2 separate regions of the Homo sapiens genome follow, and region 2 is linked to region 1. A link is an interaction called in ENCODE POLR2A ChIA-PET data of the cell type or tissue named here. Cell type or tissue: IMR-90. All regions are shown on one strand. Each heading gives the region's core, and the rest is flanking DNA. Links, peaks and the distances in the headings are about the cores only. Region 1 has its middle 79 kb from the start of LINC01392. Region 2 has its middle 51 kb from the start of SNORA25B.

Region 1 (4,409 bases), core at 88-4,087:
ATATTTATTCAGTGGCTAAGGGACAGATTTGTATCAACTTGCTCTCAAATGGTCGTGGGAAAGAGGGAGATGAAGAGAGAGATACAGATAGAGATAGACAGATGGAGAAAGAGAGAGAGAGAAAGAAAGAGAGCAAGACAGAGAATTCAGAACACAAAGCAAATGGGGCACGGGGCAAAACTGACGTATCTAGGGAAAGGGAATGGAGGAGCTCCTTGCATGGTTCCTGCAACTTTTCTATAAGTTTGAAACTATCAAAATTGAAAGTTAGCCAAAGCTATACATGTTTAAAAAGTATATATAGTAATTTCACTTTAGGAATTTCGCTGAAGAAAATAATCATGGATTTGCGACAAGGATATTTATTTATCATAGTGTTACTCATAGTAGCAACAAGTGGAAACTAATTCACTAGAAGTTTATATTTTATACCATGAAATTTAATGTGGTCATTAAAACCCAGCTAGAGAAATGTTTATTGGCATTTGAAAATACCTGTGAAATCATGCAAATTTAAAAACAGAAGACATTTTAAAAGTAAGTACAATAGGTTTTCTTTTAAAATGAACATTTATGGACATTAGTAGGCATATAAATTGCATACAAATGATTGATTTATAGTAAGGTCTTTTTTGGGGGGGATCTGTAATTCTTTCTGAAAAGTAGATCTAACAGTTAATGACAGAGATAAAAAAGGAGATGTCACTGAGACAGCTGCCCAGGATTTCCTTCATTTTGGGGGGTGTTTTGTTATTTGTCACTTTATGTGGGCGCTAGGAATTTTTGCTTTCCTGGGCCCCTTCCTCCACAAAGAAACATATTAAAATTGTATTTTAGAGTTGCACTGAAATAAAGATGAAATATACTAAGATTACATATTAAAATACTTTCTTCCATATAAAAGTTTATTTTTAAATTTTGATTTTAAAAGAAATTAAAACTATTTCATGAGTCCCTTAAGGTACTGTGGGCTCATAAACACTTGTGCCTATTGTGCCTAACCAAAAGTTTGATGTTAATACACCACCTCTACTTGCTATATATGGCTCACAAAGCATCTAGGGTGGTGCTTCTCAAATTTTTTTTTTTTTTTTTTGAGATGGAGTCTCACTCTGTCATCCAGGCTGGAGTTCAATGGTGTGACCTTGGCTTACTGCAACCTCCCAAGTAGCTGGGATTACAGGTGTGCGCCACTACACCCAGCTAATTTTTGTATTTTTAGTAGAGACAGGGTTTCACCATGTTGGTCAGGCTAGTCTCGAACTCCTGACCTCGTGATCTGCCTGCCTCAGCCTCCCAAAGTGTTGGGATTACAGGTGTGAGCCACTGCGCCCAGCCAGTGCTTCTCAAATTTTAATGTGAGAATCAAATTTTAATTTTAATATGAAAATCAGTAGAATATTGTTAAAATGCAGATTCTGATTCATATGCAAGAAATGAGACATTCTGCATCTCTGACAAGCTCCTAGGTAATGCTGATGACACCTGCCTGTGGACCACACTTGGAGTAGAAGGTGCTGGGAAATAATTATAATCACCATGATTCATATACCCTACATATACTCACATATTACTTTTCAGCATCTAAGCATTTTTCTAAATGCTTCTTTGTAGCCATTGGTTATAGTTTCTCAGGCATGCAAGAGTATCCTTACTGCCTGCTTCAGACATATCTATTTACCTATTAACCCATATTCATACCTGGACCCATGCTTATATCTAAATCTGTGTCTCAAAGAAGGTGTATTAGTTCATTTTCATGCTGCTGATAAAGACATACCTGAGACTGGGCAATTTACAAAAGAAAGAGGTTTAGTGGACTTACAGTTCCATGTGGCTGGAGAGGCCTCACAATCGTGGTGGAAGGCAAGGAGGAGCAAGTCACATCTTACATGGATGGCATCCGGCAATGAGAGAGTTTGTTCAGGGAAACTCCCTCTTACAAAACCATCATATCTTGTGAGACTTATTCACTATCACAAGAACAGCATGGGAAAGACCCATCCCAATGATTCAATCATCTCCTACCAGGTCCCTCCCACAACATGTGGGAATTCAAGATGAGATTTGGGTGTGGATGCAGCCAAACCAGATTAGAAGTCATGCCAAAATATTAACAGAGATCATTTATTTGTAGTGGAAATATGAATATCTAATGCTTATTTATACTTCACTGTTTACTAATTTCTCTACACTGAGCATGCATCAATTTTCTAAACAAAATATTGCATATTATAAATACTTAGAAATATTTACTACAAATATGTCCATGAAAATAAACAAAATAAGATGGTTAAGGTATGACGAAAAGGTGCTATTTTGATGATCTAGGTTGGAAAATGTTGAGAAAATAAACCTGGCTATTACAAAAGTGAAACAATATTTTAATTTAAAAGTATTTATAGTACAACTAACAGTATTTTGCTTATTACTGCAATGAAAGCAAATTAGGTTTTAAGAGCATATTATTTCAGCAGACAATGTGATTCTGAAGATTATATGGTTTAAGCCTTCTGTGGTGGTGCACGCCTGTGATCCACCTACTTCAGAGGCTGAGGTGGGAGAATGACTTGAGCTCAGGACTTTTGAGGCTGCAGTGAGCTACGCTTGGCTACTGCACTCCAGCCTGGGTGACCGAGGGAGACTCTGTCTAAAAAAAAGAAAAAAAAAAAGAAAAATAGAAAAAGATTCTATTAACTTTTCACTTATTTTGACCAATATTTAGTATGTAATTGCTACATCTTGTTTTCTAGTGAATGAATGAATAAGTACATTTAAAAAGCTTATTTGCTTTAGTATCCTTGGCAATGGTCAACATAATAAATAAGCAGATTCATTAAAATGGTTGAAAATTCAGGGTTTATTACATAGGTTTTTATTGTGACTTGAAAGACAGTAACAGTGCTATTCATTCCAACTTAAATATCGTTGGTGCTTAGACTTCTAAAAATTTGTCTTTGGGGATCTATGACATTGGCCAAAAGTTTATTTTTACATTTTTTAAAAGTTAAAACATTGCTTGTGAACTATTTTTAGTTTATCTGAGTAACATAAAGTAGTATTACTTCACTTTTTCCATGAAATCTTAGTGAACATTTTTATCACCTCAACTTATTACGGAGTGGTGTTTTTTCCTCCATCAATTCATATCTTAACTTATAGCATGTGAATTTTTTCTTAGTCTTTATCTGATCATCTATCAGACTTTGTTAGTTATAAATGCTAGCTTAAATCCAAATAATTTGAAGAGAAAAGAAAATAAAAATCCATAATTTCAGGTTAGGCAAATATATTTTGCTTGGCAGTCAAGATTGAATATAACTGAATAATATAGTATGTCATCATAGTATAACAAATACAGTATATATATATATAGTATAACATCTTTGAAGTTTTAATGTTCTCTTTGTGCTATACCTTTAAAAAATTTATTTATAACCAGTATATGACATATAAACAATGGTAAGCTTTCAAAGTTTCAATTCATTACAGGTATTAAATGTACCCATAATTATACCTTTCTCCATTCACTTGAGGTGACCTGTTATTTGGCACTTTTTGGATGGAAATATTCTCATTCAATTCATGAAATGTTTTCAACTATATTAATGCTAGTATGTAGTAACTGCCTTATCCAGACATATAATTCTTAAAGAAATATTGGAATGGAACACCATGAAAATTAATATTCTGTGTTTCCCCTGCAGACCCTTAGAAAAAGGAATTTTATATGATTTTTGCAGAAATCTGATATAAGCCTGTGTAACTTAAGGATCACATTCACGTTATTTCCCATAATTACTTAGCACCAAGCCAACACCCTGTATACAATGCCATATTTATTTTAGGTGAACTATAGTTTTGAGGTTTTGTAATTTCTTTGCGTAATGTGTGTATTTAGAAAATATATACATACGGTTGACAGACGTTATAACTATTCCTGCTGTACAATATAGCCATTGAACCTTTGTCTTTGAGTCATATAAACATAATCTTATGAACTGTTTTAAACTTCAGGAAATAGATTACTTTATCCAGTATTTCAAATTTTAAATTTTTTATGGCCACATGTACATATACAATATTTATATATGTGAAAGGGATTCATAATTACTTATGTAAGTCTGTCTCAGTTAATTTATTCATGTATTTCTCCTGAAAGTTTCCACGACTGTTCTTTTAGCAGTGAGAAGTATGATGTCATGGAGAGCCAGTGACCTGACTACTAAGAATAAAATTACTTTTATAAAATTAAATCATTTAGAGATACAGTGATATTTCCAATGATATAAAATTTGAAATATAAAAATGCGTGAAGCATCTATATGAGTTATGAAACATAATAGAAAAAGATCCCCATGATTCTACCACCCAATTTAAGATCTAGAATATTACTGAGAGTATTTCAT
Region 2 (4,409 bases), core at 170-4,169, 320 kb after region 1:
TGTAAAGTTTTGCTGTTATTTAATGGCATGGCCACTCTGGTAGTAGCAGTGTTAGGAGTGGGGTCAGGGCCAACTTCATGGTATGAGGCCAGTCAGTTGCACAAATCTTTCTGGCGACATTGCCCCGTACTTGGGGTTTAATTCTCTGTATTTGCCATCTTGACATTTTCTCTTAGTTTTATGTTTCGTAATGAATTCCAATGTGACTTTGGAGCCTCATATGTCCCTTTACTCATGTGTGGTTATGCCTCTGGCTGACGCTACTTCTCTAGAACAGGTTTTGGCAGATGTCCTGGGCCCTGCCCTGCCTCACACTCCCTGCCCTACTCAATGACCTATGGGACCTTGCACCACAGTGGAAGAAAAAATACCATAACATGTTGAGAGAGACCAGGTAGATGAAAGGAAAATGCTTAATATTTTAGTGCCTTTAGTGTCATTTATTTTCTTACTTTCTGAACAAGGAGTCCTATGTTTTCATTTTGTGCTGAGCCCCCAAATTGTGTAGCCAGTCCTAGTTAGAGTTGAAACATATTCCTGTTTTGGAACTGTTCAGTTTGCAATCCCAATTAAACATCTAGTTAGAGTTGTTGAGTAGGCAGCTAGATACACAAGTCTGGAGATTAGGTGAGAGTCAACAGTGGAGTTATGAGTGAGCAGGTTATCATGGCATGTATGGTGTTTTTAAATCTTCAGTCTTGCCCTGTCCACTCATCTGTCTGTTGGAAAAGCGCTGAATTCCACTATGCATAAGTATGTGTGGAAGAGAACTGTTTTGGGCCTTGATCTATCTCAGTTCTGTTTTGGCTTCCCTCAAAAAATGTTCCTCATGTCATCTGGTCTTTTAAGTGAGGCCCACTTCCATTCAAAACTCACCAACGTTGACAAATTTCTCATCATAGGCTTTGCTATCAGAATCTGTCCATTCTGAATTAACTGATGTGTCACTGAGGTCAAGCAAATTATTCCCTGGGTTCTCCTTGTCCCAACTATCAGATTCTTTTGTATCTAATGGTCCACTCTTAGCTTTTGTGGGTCCTCCTAGAAGATGTGACTGATCTTCCAAGCATGTATGAGCCTGGGGGAGACTTAGAGCCAGCGGCAGATAATCATGCTGACCTAAGATCAGTATTGGTCCCAGCCAGCTCTGATAGACGAAACTTCAGAGTCTGGTAGTAAACGCCAAACACCAGTCTATTCTATTCTGTGCTTCCCATTGCAAATAAGAGTTCCTTTTTATTATTATTCCCAAGAGATGAGGCTGGAAAATTAAACAGAGCACCATCCCCTAAAGTTACAGTGTCAAATCTACCCTCTTGATTTATCTTTGAGTGCTTATGGTCTTTTTAATTCATGGTCTGGATGAAAAAAATAAACTTTTCTGCAAGATTGTATACCTCATAAACCCTTTATCTCTTGTAGCTAGAGAGCACTTTTAGAATTCTAAAACTAAGAATTTATCATTTATTTCTCTTTTTTTCCCTAACAATTTCCCCTAGGTAGCTAGAATTAGGATGGTCATTGAAGAAAAAGAATACCAGTTACTATTGCAAATTATTATTCAAACACTCTTATTTCTTAAAAACAATCTGCCAGAAGAGCACACTTTTCAGAAACACAAATATGTCAGTATTCTGGGTCCTTATATGTCTGGCTGTATTTCCCAGGGCCACTAATACATGAAGAAAAAGATTTCTATCACTTGGACTTCAAGTCTTCAGGTCACCTCTTCAAAACCCAGACATTCAGGGAGCCAAGTGTCCCAGAACAGCTCTAAATTCCCCCAAGGAAGAGGACTAAACGTATTCACTAAAATGGAAAGATCTTGATGAGCGAACAATTAATTTTGTTAAGCATTTTCAAACCCTTAAGAATATAAAGTTCCCATTTGATTGAATAACAACGAGTGCTCCAGATAAAAAGCCTTCCTACATGGAGCTTCTCTGAGTCTGCTCTTAGCTGTCTCTCACACACTGACTTCCTGATGAAGTTTCTCCTAGTGTCCATCTTTAGTACTGACGTCATAGGGCTGACCCAGTCCAAGATTCCTCTTCCCAGTCAGTCCTGCTTATTGTTAAGCATTTTTATCTTCCTAACGATGTAAAGCCCTTTATGACTCGGCCCAGACTTCCTGCTCCCCATTGGTTAATGTGGGAATCAAAACTGTGTGTAAATTCTCTGCTCATCTCATGCTGCGTCACTACTTCATGATTACGTGTACTCTGCCCCTAACCTTGCACAGACTTCTCCACTTTCTTTACTTGGCTGACTCCTATATCCTTTATGACAGAGTACAGGTATCATTTTTTCCCTAAATCCTACTGTGGCATATTGCATTAAAATGTAAGTTTTCCAGTTTTCTTACCCGTAATGTTTCTCACTGAGGGAACTATATACACTCCCAACTGATTAAACTGAGGAGCGACCATGTGCCCAGAGTTAGCCAAACTGTGAAGTTTTAAGGCACAGTCTCCCAAAGCTTCCCTCATTTTCAGCACAAACTGCAAGTTTGGGGAGGTTTTCAAAGCCATCCTCAGGTTTGATAATTCATTAGAAGAGTCACAGAATTCGGCAAATGCTATTGTACTCACATATGTGGCTTATTACAGAGAAAGAACGCAGATAAAAATCAGTCAAAGGAAGAGACTCATGGAGCAGAGTCTGGAGGATTCCAAACAGAAGGCTTCTGTTGTCTGAGGGACCCGTTACTCGCTTAGTATCAATATGTTTTGAATATTGCTAACAAGGGAAGCTCACTCAAGCTTTGATGTCCAGAGTTTTTATGGAGGCTTCATTACATAGGCATGGCTGGTTGATTTATTGGTCGTCCAAGCAGTTGTACTTAGTTTGCAAGTCAACTGATACCGCATAACCCAAAGTAAACTGCATAGTCCGTAACTCTAAATCCCATGACTGGTCTTTCTGGCATGGCCATGTCTCATCCTAAGACTGTCAGGTGTAGTTAGTTTTCACACTAAACCAAGACATACCAAACTGAAGCTGAGAGCAAAGGCCAGATCTCTCTTTAAGCAGGACCACATTCTTTACTGTATACTATGTGACTAGCTTTTTGACCAATGCCATGAAAGCTGAAATGATGTGTGTCATTTAAAGAGCCATTGTGAGGCTTGCCATGTCTTTTTTCCTTCTGCCATATGTTCCAGATAGGACCTGTTCTATCAGCCGGGATCTCTAATTATGACAAGCAAAACCTCCTTGTTTACCTATTATAGACATATATCACAAGGGAGAAAAAAACCTTTGTTTATGTAAACCACTGGAGTTTAGGGTTCCTTGTCATCGCACATAACCCAGCTAATCCTAACTGACGGACCTACTAAAATTCCCCATATTTGATTCGATTCCCTTTTTGTGTGCTCTCATAGCATTGTGTGCCTCATGACTAGGTGTGGACCAATACATGCTGCCACAAGTTGTTGAATTGGTCATAAAACATGTCCTAGTCTACCTATATAGTGTTTTATAAAGTGCTTTTATTAGTTGCTAACATTTTAAAGTTGAAAGCTTTCATATAAAAAAATCCAAATTTCCAGCTTATAATAAAAATAATCTCAGAAATTTTGTCAAATGCCCAAGTATCTTCAAAGTAACAATTGGCTAAACTAAATCAGCTCACCTTCTTTGACAGTAAATCTGGTCACAGCCCCTACCAGGCCAGGTTAACTCCTTATTTCCTGACTAGTCCCTAAAGGCATCTGAATTTACAACCTCTTTAAATCTGTTCAACAATTATTGGTGAAAGAGGGGTATAAGTAGAAGAAAGAGGAGAGAAGAGCAGGAAATTGAATTTCTATTAATAATAATATTCTGTTGAAAACAATTTATTACATAAACAGAATAGAACATAATCTAACTTATTTGAAATTTGTGGATAAGATTAGTTGCTCTAAATCACCAAGAGTAAAGAGAACATTCATTGGTCTAATATCAAAATCTCATTCAAAGTATATTAAAATATGTTTATTGCAGCACAATTTACAATAGCAAAGACTTGGAAACAACCCAAATGCCCATCTGATAGACTGGATAAGGGAAACGTGGCACATATGCACCATGGAATACTATGTAGCCATAAAAAAGAATGAGTTCATGTCCTTTGCAGGTACATGGATGAAGCTAGAAACCATCATTCTCAGCAAACTAACACAGAAACAGAAAAACACGTGTTCTCACTCATAAGTGGGAGTTGAACAATGAGAACACATGGACACAGGTAGGGGAACATCATACACCAAGGCCTATCGGGGGTGAGGGGCTAGGGGAGGGATAGCATTAGGACAAATACCTAATGCATGCGGGGCTTAAAACCCTAGATGATGGGCTGATAAGTGCAGCAAACCACCATAGCACATGTATACCTGTACAACAAACCTGCACAATTTGCACAT

What was found. ChIA-PET counts read pairs that join two places held together with the same protein. Peaks named below come from ENCODE experiments on the same cell type or tissue, not always from the same donor. Only the 100,000 strongest peaks of a DNase experiment are listed, where the experiment ranks them.
Region 2: POLR2A ChIA-PET joins it to region 1 with 5 read pairs; 2 of 35 experiments call an interaction of 5 or more read pairs at or near these places.

Annotation. Positions count from the first base shown.
Region 1 is chr7:115,308,552-115,312,960 of GRCh38, forward strand. No RefSeq gene overlaps it. Among named protein-coding and RNA genes, the nearest start is that of LINC01392, 79 kb to the left of the region's middle. In IMR-90, for the core only: no CTCF peak of the experiment used is centred there; no DNase peak of the experiment used is centred there.
Region 2 is chr7:115,629,943-115,634,351 of GRCh38, forward strand. No RefSeq gene overlaps it. Among named protein-coding and RNA genes, the nearest start is that of SNORA25B, 51 kb to the left of the region's middle. In IMR-90, for the core only: no CTCF peak of the experiment used is centred there; a DNase peak (open chromatin) is centred at 2,079.